Linked DNA regions of Homo sapiens: region 2 is linked to region 1. Evidence: chromatin contacts called from ENCODE Hi-C or POLR2A ChIA-PET data. All regions are on one chromosome and are shown on one strand. The core of a region is the stretch at or near the end of the contact, and the rest is flanking DNA. Distances in the headings are between cores, read along the strand shown.

Region 1 (6,806 bases), core at 1,217-3,716:
TCATGTGGCTGCCCAGGGCCATGGGATAGGCCGACACCTCTGGTGTGGATATAGTACAGGGGAGTGGGTCTCCCACAGCAGGGGAAGGGTTCAGACTCAGAGGGTCCAGCCCTGTGAAGGCAGGGCAGGTGGTGAAGGCCTCGGGGTGGTGAAGTCATGGGGCTGCAGGCTCAACCTCCTTTCTCTTGTTGACAGCACTGACGTCTTCATCTGCACAAGCCCCATCAAGATGTTCAAGTACTGTCCCTATGAGAAGGTAAGGCGTGCGTCTGCTCAGCTGAGCCCTTACCCCATGCATCACAGGTGAGGGGTACGGGGCTCAGCCTGCCTGTGGAAAGGGGATGGACCCTCACAGCACTCCCCCACCTCTGTGACAGCGGCTTTCTGCTCCCCAAGGACCTCTCCAGCCTGAGGCTCTAGATGGGGCCTCTTATGATGCAGGTTCTCCAGGAAGGGTGCCTGTCACTGTGTCAGGTTAGCCTGGCCCAGAGTAGGCCTTTGAAGGGTGAGAACCATGCCTGGGGAGGGCCTGAAGGCACGTGGATGCATTAACATGAAAAGTCTTAAAAAGGTGAGGTGGGTAAAGTTCATTTTGCTGTATACTCACTTTATTATCTTTATTGAAAAGAATTAGAGTTGCATGAAATTGAGACCTTTCTGGAAATTGGGAACTTGCAGTTGCCAAACCCAGAGGAAAGGTCTGTGGCCCTGGAGGAGAGCACTCATGCCGGAGGGGTCAGGGCCGGCCCTCCCTGGGGACGTTGGAGCAGCTCTTCCCGAGCTGAGGAAGGCAAGATCTTCAGTCCAGAGCCCCTCCTGCTCTGGGGGCGTCAAACCTTCAGGCATGAGTTCTTTCATGTTCTTCACATGACCTTTCCGCTCTGGATTCCCATTTTTTTTGAGACAGAGTTTTGCTCTTGTTGTTGCACAGGCTGGAGTGCAATGGCACGATCCTGGCTCACTGCCAAGATCACTGGGTTCAAGCAATTCTCCTGTCTCAGCCTCCTGAGTAGCTGGGATTACAAGTGCCTACCACCACATCCAGGTAATTTTTTTTGTATTTTTAGTAGAGACGGGGTTTTGCCATGTTGGCCAGGCTGGTCTCGAACTCCTGAGCTCAGGTGATGTGCCTGCCTCGGCCTCCCAACGTGCTGGGATTATAGGCGTGAGCCACCGTGCCTGGCCTGGATTCCATATTTAAATGAAATTCATGGTCAGGCGCGGTGGCTCACGCCTGTAATCCCAGAACTCTGGGAGGCCGATGCAGGTGGGTCACCTGAGGCTGGGAGTTCAAGACCAGCCTGGCCATCATGGTGAAACCCCATCTCTATTAAAAATACGAAAATCAGCTGGGTGTAGTGGTTCATGCCTGTAGTCCCAGCTACTTGGGAGGCTGAGGCATGAGAATTGCTTGAACCTGGGAGGTGGAGGTTGCAGTGAGCCAAGATCGTGCCACTGCACTCCAGCCTGGGTGACAGAGCGAGACTGTCCCCCCACAAAAAAACTTAATTTAAAAAAAAAAAAAGAAATTCACACATTCAGCCAACATAGCGTGCCCTCTGTGTGCTCAGTGGGAATCACACTTGCTGAACAGTTGCTCTGGCATTATGTGGGTGCTTGGTGCCCACTGTTTCATCATGTCCTCATGACACCTTGTTCCCTAGTTACCCTGACATCCCTCATGATTTTAGAGAGTGGGTCTTGTTCTGTCACCCAGGCTGGAGTGCAGTGGCCACTCACAGGTGCCATCCCAGCTCACTGCAGCCTCGAACTCCTGGGCTCAAGTGATCCTCCCACCTCAGCCTCTTGAGTAGCTGGGAACACAGCTGCGCACCACGCACCACCATGGCCGGCCTTCGCTGACCCCCTTTTAACACGCTAGGAGCACGAGTTCACTTATACTTAGGAGAGAGGAGTATCTTACCTGCAGCCAGTAAATGTGGATTCAGAGTGTGGGCCAGGCCCACTGTTTCAGGTCGAGCAGTGATCCCAAAGTGAGTCCTGAGACCAGAGTCAGCATCCCTTGGAGACTCCTTAGGAGTGGACATTTTTCAGCCCCACCCTACACCTTCTGAATCAGACACTCTGGGAGTAGCAATGTGGGTCTGACGAGCCCGCCAGGTGATTCTCATACACCCTCAAGTTTAAGGATTGCGGGACTGGAGTCACTATTTCAGCTGGAGTTTCACTGGGTGGCCATGGTGGTTGACCAGCAGTTGTGGGAGTGAGATGAACGACATGGCCTCATTCATCCGTTCCTGGGGATTTAGATACTGTCTTTGTGCCAGCTGTCCCACCTGCGTTGCCTCGGCCCGGGACTGCCCTCTGAGCTCCAGACACTCAGACCCGATGTATCTGTCCCTGGGGTGCTGGTTTCCTTGTGCATGGCAGTGCTGTCTGGTGGCCTCAGGTCGGAAATCAGGGGCCGTGCTGATGTCTTCCTCTAAGCCCTCACTTCCAGCCTGTTGGTGAGTCCCATGTCCCATGGGACCGATTTCGAAAACGTGCCTGGCACCTGTCTGCTTCTGTCTCTTCTCATTGCCAGCATCTTGGCATTTACTGCCAGTACAGCTGACAGGGCCTCCTAAACTGCCTGCTCCTTTCAGTTCCATGCAGGCTGACAAGGCCCTCACAGAGCAGATCATGGCAGCTCCTGACTTGAAACCTCTGAATAGTTTCCCTTTAAAAACCACATACACCCTCCTGAGCATGACCTGCAGGGCCTGCCTGCCTCTCCACCCACTGTGCCCCCCTCTCTGTGTGCTTCTCCAGCAGCTTTTGGCTTGGAATGTTCTCCTCCCACCCCTAGGTCTGGTGCCTTCTTGTCCACGAGGCCTCGGCCCAGAAGTCTCCCCACATTTCGTGACCATCATATTGAAGTGTATTCTTTCTCCATCTTGTTTTTTGGATGACACTTCCCACCACTTGAAATGGGTTTGTGTTTTCGTCTGTGGCTTGTTCTTGGTCCATCTCCTGACTGGGCTGGGACCTGTGCAGGCTGGGCTCTCACCCTCCTGCCCACTGTCAAGCCCAGCACCCAGCGCAGGGTGGCACACTGGGAGGACTCAGCGTTTGTTGTTAAATGAGTAGATTCATTTGTCCAACAGAGAGTTATTAAACACCGGCGAGTACAGTGCTTGCCATTCATTTGACACCTTTGATACGCCAGGCAATGTCCCTTTATTCTCACTTTTGAGGTTTACAACAGCTGCCTGTGAAACAAGAAAACTCTTCTGATTTGACAGATGAAGAAACTGAGGCTCAGAGGGATGAGGCAGCTCATTTACCAGGTCTGACGCTTGGCCAGCCAGTGAGGCCTGCTCCGGGTCTGCCTGTCAAGAGCCTGTGCCCACCGCCAGTGTGTTCCCCTGGAGGTAGCCTGCATTCACTGGAGAGGATTTGGAAACCGCGCATATTTAAGAGGAAAGGGATGTCAGGACCCCAGTCACAGTAACATCAACAGGCTCTGGCTCACTTGAACAAAGGCAGGACTGATTAGAAGGATATTGCCTTGCTCAGGGAATCAAAGGGAAGCCCGAGGAAGCAGGCCTGAGGCCGTAGGGGCAGAGCCCGCAGACCGTCTCTCCAGCAAACAGCCCAAGACGCTGAAGCGCCCTTTCTCCATCCTTGGGTTTCATTGCCCAAGATTCCTAGTCCCCAGGAGAGGGAGGCCCATCAGCTGAGCTTGGGTCCCACACCCAGCCCTGGGTGCCCTGATGGACTGTCCTAAAAGGCTGCAGTTGGTGGCAGAGGCGTGGCTTCCCAGAGGAGTTGAGATGCTGTTGCCAGAAGAAGGGTCACACTCATAGTGGATGTCCTGATCAAACTAAACGAAAGAGCAAAGGCAACAAGAATCCACATCTACAATCCCACCACCTGGAGAGAGATGCTGTTAGCACTTTGATCTGGTTCTTTCTAGTTTTTTTGTGGGGGAGTAGGGGAGACAGGGTCTCACTATGTCACCCAGGCTGGAGTGCAGTGGTGCGATCTCGGCTTACTGCAACATCCGCCTCCCAAGTTCAAGTGATTCTCCTGCCTCAGCCTCCTTAGTAGTTGGGATTACAGGTGTGCGCCACCACACCCGGCTAATTTTTTTTTGTATTTTTAGTAGAAACAGGGTTTCATCATGTTGGCCAGGCTGGTCTCTAGCTCCTGACCTCGTGATCCACCCATCTTGTCCTCCCAGAGTGCTAGGATTACAGGTGAGCCACCACACCCAGCCCTCGTTTTTCTTTGATGCGTATTAAATATAATACATGTATTTTAACAAAGCTTTCATCCAACATAGTTATCCTTTTCTGCTTATTAATATATTTTTAGCCTTTTTTCTGTCATCAAACACTTCAGAAACATGATTTTTTTTTTTTTTTGTGAGACAGGGTCCAGCTCTGTGGCCCAGACTGAAGTGCAGTGACACGATCTTGGCTCACTGCAACCTCTGCCTCCTGAGTTTAAGTGATTCTCATGCCTCAGCCTCCCAAGCAGCTGGGACAAGTGTGTGTCACCATGCCTGGCTAATTTTTTATATTTTTGTTCTGTTTTGTTTGAGACAGAGTCCTGCTCTGTCACCCAAGCTGGAGTGCAGTGGTGCAATCTCAGCTCACTTCAACCTCCACCTCCTGGGTTCAAGTGATTATCCTGCCCCAGCCTCCTAAGTAGCTGGGATTACAGGTGCGTGCCACCATGACCAGCTAATTTTTGTATTTTTAGTAGAGACGGGGTTTCGCTATGTTGGTCAGGCTGGTCTCAAACTCCTGACCTTGTGATCCACCTGCCTCGGTCTCCCAAATGCTGGGATTACAGGCGTGAGCCACCACGCCCGGCCAATTTTTTTGTATTTTTAATAGAGATGGGGTTTCACCATGTTGGCCAGGCTGGTCTCAAACTCCTAGCCTCAAAGTAGTCTGCCCATCTCGGTCTCCCGAAGTGCTGGGATTACAGGTGTGAGCCACCATGCCCAGCCAGAAACATGATTGTTAATAGCTGAAGACGTCTAGTGAGTAAGCCTTTGTATGGTCATGTTCTTAGGGTGAATTCCAAGAAATACAATTCCTGGGTCACGCGAGGAAAGGTAGGGTTCGGGTATATATCACACAGAAATTTGTATTCATTTCCACTGTACCAGCCGTGGGCAGGGTACTTTCCTCCTGCCAGGGGCTAGGCTGGACCACATAGGGTCAGTCAATAGAGGAAGCAGGCCATTGAACAAACACATGAAGACAGGAAAGTGCACAGCAGATTTGAGGAATTCAGGGTGAATTTTGTTGGCCAGTGGCTACAGGGGCTGATTGGGAGCGGGGTTGGGCCAGGTGAAATGGATTAGTTTATCCAAATCTCCCAGCTGTCCTCATGGTTTAGCCACACCACCACCTTTAACCCTAGAACTAAGACAAGGGGAGAAGTGCGGGTGAGAAGTGAGTAAGGCGAAGGTTGCTTCCAAGCACCCCCTCACCCACCGTTTGTGCCCCTCCCAACCCTATGGACTGGTACTTCTTCCCTGGCTGAGGGCGGGCTGGTATTAATGGTTCCTGTGTTCCATGCCTGGGGGAGGCAAGGAAGGGCTGGAGATGGGTCTCGGGGCACATCTGCACAGGACAGAGGTCTCCCACGGTAGCCCCGGTCTAGGCTTAAGCCCCAGAGCACTCACAGTTCCTTCCCCAGCTCCTGTCCACTGAGTAGGTTCAGCCTTTGTTGCTAGAAGTGGAAACTTTTCTCCTTGGTTGATTTTCTTTCAAGACCCAGTCAGAGGATGGGAACCTGACTGCTGTGAGGTCTCTCACTTTATCACCACATGGAGGGAGTGGAATTGGGTTACATTCAGGTTGCCAGAACCTTCTTTCTGGCTGGAAAGAAGGTTTCCCAACATTCTAAACCCAGATTGCTCGGTAATAGTTAACAATAGCCAAGCTGGTAGTATACGTCTCCAAGGGCTTTCCCTGTAGTGATCCATTTAGCCTTCATAGTAGCCCTACAAAATAGGTATTTCTATTTTTTATTTTTATTTTTTAGACGGAGTCTCGCTCTGTCTCCCAGGCTGGAGTGCAGTGGCGTGATCTTGGCTCACTGCAAGCTCCCCATCCCGGGTTCATGCCATTCTCCTGCCTCAGCCTCCCGAGTAGCTGGGACTACAGGTGCCTGCTACCACGCCGAGCTAATTTTTTTGTATTTTTAGTAGAGACGGGGTTTCACTGTGTTAGCCAGGATGGTCTCGATCTCCTGACCTCGTGATCTGCCCGCCTCGGCCTCCCAAGGTGCTGGGATTACAGGCGTGAGCCGCAGCGCCTGGCCTTAAAATAGGTATCTTTATTATCCCTGTTCTACAGATGGGCAGACTGAGGCACAGACAGTTGAAGCTGAGGGTTAGCGGCCAGAAAGTGGGGAGTCAGACTTCAGAGCCCATGCTCTGCTCCTCGGCCTCACTGCCTCTTCTCGGACTCCTTGACTTGAAACTTAAGCAGCATGACCTGTACCTTTTCACCCCCTAGAGAGATTTGAAAATCCGTGTCAGGTTCTTCATGCACAGGCATGGCATTTTACTCTGAGATTTTCCAGTTCAACAAGGGGAGTAATCACAAGCCAAATTAAGGGAGGGGCTTGGGTGCGAAGGGGAATGTGCTCTTCTGATTTGAAGTCTGGTTTCCAGATGACATGTCTGCCTGATTCGACGTTGATTTTTAGAATAAATGTCAAAAATTCCCACTTCAGGCCGGGTACAGTGGCTCATGCTTGTAATCCCACCACTTTGGGAGGCTGAGGCAGGAGGATCACTTGAACCCAGGAGTTTGAGACCTGCCTGGGCAACATGA
Region 2 (6,806 bases), core at 2,811-5,310, 36 kb after region 1:
AACTCCTGACCTCAGGTGATCCACCCGCCTTGGCCTTCCAAAGTGCTGGGATTAGAGGTGTGAGCCACCGTGCCTGGCCTAGACTCTTTCAATTCTGTGAAAAGTCATGCTGAGAAGGTGCAGTCCAGGCTCAGCTTGACTCCAGGGCTGATGCCCAGCACCTCAGGCTGCAGAGATTAAGATGCCCAGAGGCATGCAAGAAATAGAAAGGGATGGGGTAGCAGGTGACTCACACTGAAGCCTCCCCCATCATCCCAAATCCTCTAAGGGGACAAAAAATATGTTTTTAAAATTCACAACCACATTGAAAACAAGACTGGTGCGCTTGGTTGACCAGACACTATGCTGAAGGCCTTAAAGGCAGAAGAGGCTGGGGCCAATGGTGGGAGGGGGCTGGCTGCTGCGAAAAGTTGGGGCCACTGTAGGCCCCTGGGCCCTGATGGGATGATTGTTCAAGGTACTCAGTAGGAGCCACAGGTGAATTCAACCCTCTTCCTGACCACCACCACCACACACACACACACACACACACACACACACCCAGACCAAGCAGATAACACAGGTATCTGTGTTTTGAGGGAGTGGTCATCAGAAGTAATGTGAGTGCAAGGCTTGAAGGGGCAGGCACTGTCCTGGAAGGCTGGTGTGTTTAGGGAGAATGGAGGCCCCCATGCACAGAACATTAGGTAGTGGCTGGTGGTGCATTCTGCTACCCCACGAGTGGGGCAGGCTGTGGGAGAGAGCTGTGATGCTTGCAGATTGGCTAACCATGAACTTCAGACACAGAGATGAGCCTGTGAATGACAGGCAGCAAACTCCTCAATGAGAGAATTGACACCCAAGGAAAGGGAGTTAAGGCACCAGGATGAGGACTTAGAAAGGTGTACTCAGTATCCCTGGAGAGATGGGATAGGCTATTGGATCCCCAAAAAAATCAACTAGAGAATCTAGAAAGTTAAAATCTGGTCATTGAAAAAACTCCATAAATGGGATGAATAGCAGAATGGACACAGCTGACGAGCAAAGAAATGAGTAAGAGGATTGAGTTAAGGACTTCTAGAAGGCAGCATGAAAGGACAAAGAGATGGAAAGCACAGAATAAAAGTTAGGATACATGGAGGACAGAGTCAAAGTTTCATTTTCTGGTCCCAGAAGACATAACCAAAAGAATGCAGGGGAAGAAATTTTCCAGAGCTGAGACTGGCAATGTCCCAGAACTCTGCCAGTGCCTATCAGGATAAATGAAGAGGGAGCCTTTGCTGGACAGACATGTTGAAATTTCAGAACACTGGGGATAAAAAAGACTCTAAATATTTCAGACTGAAAACAGACGACTTGCAAAATAATGGAATACAGGAAGCCAGAAAAAAAGAAGAAATTATCTTTAAAACCTGAAGGAAAATAATGTCTAAGACGTTTAGCATTGATAAAATTCCTTTTTGAAAGAATTGTTAAATGATATGCCCTAGCAAGAAGAAAAAGTAATCCAAGAAACAGAGGCTGAGTGCAGTAGCTCACACCTGTAATCCCAGCACGTTGAGAGGCCAAGGCAGGAGGATTGCTTGAGGCCAGGAGTTTGAAACTAGCCTGGGAAACATAGTGAAACCCCATGTCTACAAAAAGTAGCAAAATTGGCTGGGCGTGGTGGTGCTTGCATGTAGTCCCAGCAACTTGGGAGGTTTAGGTGGGAGGATCACTTGAGCCTAGGAGTTTGAGCTTGCAGTGAGCTGTGATTGCTCCACTGCACTCCAGCCTGGGTGACAGAGGAAGACCCTGTCTTAAAAAAGAAGTGGAATACAAGAAACAATGATGAGCAAAGAAACCAACAAAACTTATTAAATCTAAGTAAGTGTTGATTGCTTGAAAATTAATAACAATCTGCAACTAAAATATTAGATATTATCAATTTAAGTGTTGAGGAGTTTGTGGAGCAGTAGAGAGTAAATGTGTGCTGAAGCTCTTGTCTTGATAGAGAGTGGATATAGATTCTAATTAACTGTAGATATTCGTAGAATAAGGTTAAGTATGTATGTGAAAATGTAAAGGGAAATCTCCAGAAAAGTAGAAGTAGTATGTATAACTTATAAACTATTAGAGGGAAAAACTGAAATGGGAAAAATGAAGTCAATCCAACAAATATCAGGAAAGAGATGAAAAACAAACCATGGGAGATAGAAAATAAAAACTTATATAAAAGGAATAAGATCAAACATTTCAATAATCACATACAATAAATGTGAATGGGTTAAATTCACCTATTCAGGAGTCTCCCTAGACCAAAAAAAAAAAAAAAAAAAAAAAAAGAAAAGAAATCCTGCCTTCAAAAAACACATATAAATCCTAATGACCCAGGAAGGTTCTAAATAGGAGAGTAGAAAAAGATATAATTTATAAAGTCCTAACAAAAAGCTATTGGTAAGCATACATCAGTATCAGACAAAACAGAGCTCAAGGCAAAAACTTGATTAAAAAAGGAAATCTGAATTCATGTTGCTAAGAGACAATCTACCAGCAAAATAAAAATGATGAAATCTTATGCTCTTAACATAGTTTCAAAATATTTAACACAAAAACTGATAGAACTATAAAGAGAAATGGACAATTTTACAATTAGAGCGAGAGACCTTAATATATTTTTCTCAGAAATTGACAGATGTAATACAATTTCTTTTTCAAACTGTTCAAATCTATATAGGTCCTATAGGTTTTTTGTCTAGGGAGACTCCTGAATAGGTGAATTTAACCCATTCACATTTATTACATGTGATTATTGAAATGTTTGAACTTATTCCTTTTATATAAGTTTTTGTTTTCTATCTCCCATGTTTTGTTTTTCTTCCCTTTCCTGATATTTGTTGGGTTGATTTCATTTTTCCCATTTCAGTTTTCCCTCTAATAGTTTACAAGTTATACGTTCTATTTTCATTTTTCTGGAGATTTCTCTTAACATTTTCTTTCTTTCTTTCTATTCTTTTCTTTTCTTTTTTGCTTTTTTTTTTTTTTGAGATGGAGTTTTGCTCTTGTCTCCCAGGCTGGGGTACAGTGGCGCAGTCTTGGCTCACTGCAACCTCTGCCTCCCGGGTTCAAGTGATTCTCCTGCCTCAGCCTCCTGAGTAGCTGGAACTACAGGCACGCACCACAATGCCTAGCTAATTTTTTGTATTTTTAGTAGAGATGGGGTTTCACCATGTTGGCCAGGCTGGTCTTGAACTCCTGACCTCAAGTGATTTGCCCGCCTCAGCCTCCCAAAGTACTGGGATTACAGGCGTGAGCCACCGTGCCTGGCCTCCCTCAATATTTTCACACACCTACTTAACCTTATTCTACCAACATCTAGAATTAATCAGAATCTATATCCACTCTCTAACAAGATAGATAGATAGATAGATAGATAGATAGACTTGAACAGTTCAAAAAAGAGTTATTTTCAGATATACATGGACTGGTTACAATATTGAAATATTGAAAAAGAGGAGATAAAGTTAGTTGTTTTGTAGACAGTATGATTATCTCATTAGAAAAGAAAAAAAAAGGACAAATGAAGAGTTTGGCAAGCTTGGCAAGCTTGTTGGATTAGAAGAACAAGGTGCAAACACCATTGCTTCCCTGGCAGTGGAAATGGGGATGAGGATGGATATGAGAGATGGCATTTGGAAGGCAGGGCAACAGGGCAGGGAGAGGGAGGACAGAGGCAGGGAAAGGGAGGACAGGCAGGGAGGGGGAGGACAGGCGCGGAGGGGAGGACAGAGGCAGGGAGGGGGAGGACAGAGGTAGGGAGGGGGAGGACAGAGGCAGGGAGGGGGAGAAGAGAGGCAGGGAGAGGGAGGTGAAGGCTGGGAGGGGGCATTCTTTGGGAAGATTGCAGAGTGTGGGCTTGCCAACATTCATTGAGTGCCAAGCATCTCCTAAGTGATGTGCATGAATGATCTCATCTAATCCCTGAGGTGGCTGCTATTAACACACCCACTTCACAGATGGAAGAACCTGAGATGCGCAGGCATGGTGAGTCCCAGCACGGCCGGGATTTGGGCTTTGGGCCCTCTGACGCTGCACAGCTGCTCTTAATCTCCACGTCATAAATGGGCTCTTCACTCTGCTCAGGGTGCTCTTCTGGGAAGAGTGTGGTTGGTTTTTCTAATTCTCAAAGAAGCATGTGATCCAGGAAATATTAAGAAGCACTGCCTCACACATTGGGATATATCCCAGCATTGGGAACATGGGGTCTGAGGGCCTGGCGTGGGGAGGACGCTGGCTGCTGTGGCCCGGGGGACGGTCCTGGGATAGCCTGTGCTGGCAGTTCCAACATTCCCATGAGTCAGCAGAGGACATCTGGTTCCAGGCTCTCGGACAAGAAGAGAGAGACCCCTGGAGCTGCCCTCTCTGGCCCCACACTGTTTTTGAGACAGGCATCTGGAGCCCAGAGAGGGGGCCACTCACCCAGGGTCCTGCAGCTGGGGGTGGCTGAGGGGCTGGGCCAGGGAGAGGCCGGACACCCCTGCCATGGTCCTACCCCATGCTGCCTGGCTGTGGCAGCCCAGCTGGCCCTCCCCCAGCCCCTCATGGCTGAGAAAACCCCCTTTCTCCTCCCCACAGCGTGACTCCCAGGAAGGAAGAGCCAGCACCCTTCCACCTAGAAGCCTGCAAAGCACCAGCACGGCCGGACGGCTTCATGCAGCCTATGGCCAGGTGGTGTGCCTTGGGCTGATTTTTTTTTTAATTGTGGCAAAATACATATTTACTATTTGAACCATTTTAAAATGTGCAATTCAGTAGCATTGTGGTCATTCATAATGTGGTGTGAGCAGCACCACTGTCTTGTTCCAGAACTTCACCACTCAGACCCACCAGCGCTCACTCCCTGTCCCCTCCCCCAGGCCCTGCGCCACCCTGCTTATTCATAGGTTTACCTATTCTGGACATTGCGTATAAATGGAATCAGGTGCTCTGTGGGCTTGCGCGGCTGGCTTCTGCCACTTAGGATCATGGAGTCGAGGTTCATTCACCTGGTAGTATGTGCCTGGCCTTTCCTTTTAGTGGCTGAATAAGATTTCTTTTCTTTTCTTTTTTTTTTGACACGGAGTCTCACTCTGTCGCCCAGGCTGGAGTGCAGTGGCGCGATCTCGGCTCACTGCAACCCCCGCCTACCGGGTTCAAGCAATTCTTCTGCCTCAGCCTCCCAAGTAGGTGGGATTATAGGCACCTGCCACCACGCCCAGCTAATTTTTTGTATTTTTAGTAGAGACGGGGTTTCACCGGCCAGGCTGGGCTTGAATGCCTGACCTCAAGTGATCTACCCGCCATCACTGTGGCCCTGGGTCAGCTCCTAGCTGGCTCCTGCTCCCACCCTTGCCCCCTAGGGTCTGTTCTCCTCCAGCCTAAGGCAACTGTCCTCCCTCCTCTGCTCAAAACCCTCTCATGGCTCACACTTTACTAGGGCAGAAGCCCAAGTCCTCACCATGGTCCTCATCGTTTGTCCATTGGCACCGCCTCTTGGGCCTCCCTGCTCCCCTCCAAGCTCCTGTGCCTGTTCTTTCCTCTCCCAGACACTCTTCCTCCTGACCCTGTGTGCAAGCTCAGCCCTCTCATGGCATCTCTAAGTCTCAGGTCTCTCAAAGAGCCTCTTCTGCTTAAACTTGGACTGTCCTCTCCTGAGCCCTTCCTTGTTGACTCACTCGTTGCCACCTCCTAAGGAAGGGAGGAAGATTTAAATGGGACATGAAGGAGCAGTAGGAATCAGCTAGCCCGGGGAGGTGGTGGTGATGGGGAAGAGGGGGGTTGGGCGTGACAACCCAGGGCAGGAGGGAGGTGGCCTTGGAGGGAGTGAGCAGGTCCATGAGGCTGTGCAAGCAGCCAGGGGCGGGGCAGGTGAGAGAGCAGGCAAGGTGGCAGGGGCTCTGTTGGCCTCGCCTGTCTCCGCCTGGCCCTCCCCTGTGGCTTCATCTTGTTATGGCATCTTGGGTCATCAGCCTCCTGCCACAGTGATGCACACACCCTGTTCCCCTGTTCCTGGGTGATTATAAACACCCTCAAGGTGACAGCCCGCCCTTCTCAGCCTCGTCTGCACCCTACAGAGTGAGCACCTGCAGGATGGGTAAATAAACAGCTGTGAGAACCAACCAGCCAATCTCACAACGAGGGGAAACCCAGGGTTAGGCAAGGTCAAGGACCCTGTAGCCCTTTTGTAGCCTTGAACTCCAGGGAGGGGTAGGGCAGCCGCTTGGTTGGGGCAAAGTGTGTATTTGAAGGAGCCAAGCAGCAGGAAGAAAGAGAAAGTAGTTCTCTATGGCTCTCCTGGGAAGTGAAGCACTTTGAAAACTTGGAGGGCTTCCTGGAAGAGGCAAACCCAAGGTAGCTGGCCCATCTCACCTCACTGGGGAAATTCTGACCCATTTCTTCCAGATCCCAGAGACTCGGCCTAGGTCCTGCTGGGCCTGGACACTGTACCCTGCTTCTCTTCAGGCAGGGCCTCCCTTCCCCAGATTCCCAGGCCTGGAGGAAGCCACAGGAAGTGGAACGAGGCGCCGGCTCTGTGTCTGCTTGGGGACATGGGTTAATTAATCAGGCTTTGCCCTTTCGTGGTGCTCTTGTACCCTGGAGCTGAATATTCAGGCTGGCTCCCTGACTTAGCTCCTGCCTGCGTCTGACTGGCTCTATTTTTAAAGCCCAGAGGACAGCTGACGAAAACGTTTAAAAAGAAACCAAATGTTTAACATGTAAAAGCCTGGTGCCTCTGTTTTGTTCGGAAAGCAGGATGACATGCGTTTTGTCCCCATCCCCGGGAGGGTGCAGCGTTTTGCAGCAAGGTC

The links. A loop is a pair of places that touch in the nucleus more often than their neighbours do. ChIA-PET counts read pairs that join two places held with the same protein, here RNA polymerase II (POLR2A). Pooled maps may share reads with other maps.
Region 2: POLR2A ChIA-PET joins it to region 1 with 13 read pairs in A673. The contact joins two enhancer-like sites. A Hi-C loop is called at or near these places in 1 of 50 pooled maps. POLR2A ChIA-PET finds 5 or more read pairs at or near these places in 3 of 52 experiments (A549, A673 and K562).

What each region holds. Positions count from the first base shown.
Region 1 is chr17:17,322,990-17,329,795 of GRCh38, forward strand. It overlaps NT5M (5',3'-nucleotidase, mitochondrial), which reads left to right. Exons shown (of 5, transcript NM_020201.4): 3 at 196-256. Among named protein-coding and RNA genes, the nearest start is that of NT5M, 23 kb to the left of the region's middle. RefSeq lists an enhancer at 3,478-3,978. Within about 2 kb of position 2,467, at least 2 of the 41 ENCODE cell types and tissues checked have a DNase peak (open chromatin) inside an H3K27ac peak, as active enhancers do.
Region 2 is chr17:17,357,842-17,364,647 of GRCh38, forward strand. No RefSeq gene overlaps it. Among named protein-coding and RNA genes, the nearest start is that of NT5M, 58 kb to the left of the region's middle. Within about 2 kb of position 4,061, at least 6 of the 41 ENCODE cell types and tissues checked have a DNase peak (open chromatin) inside an H3K27ac peak, as active enhancers do.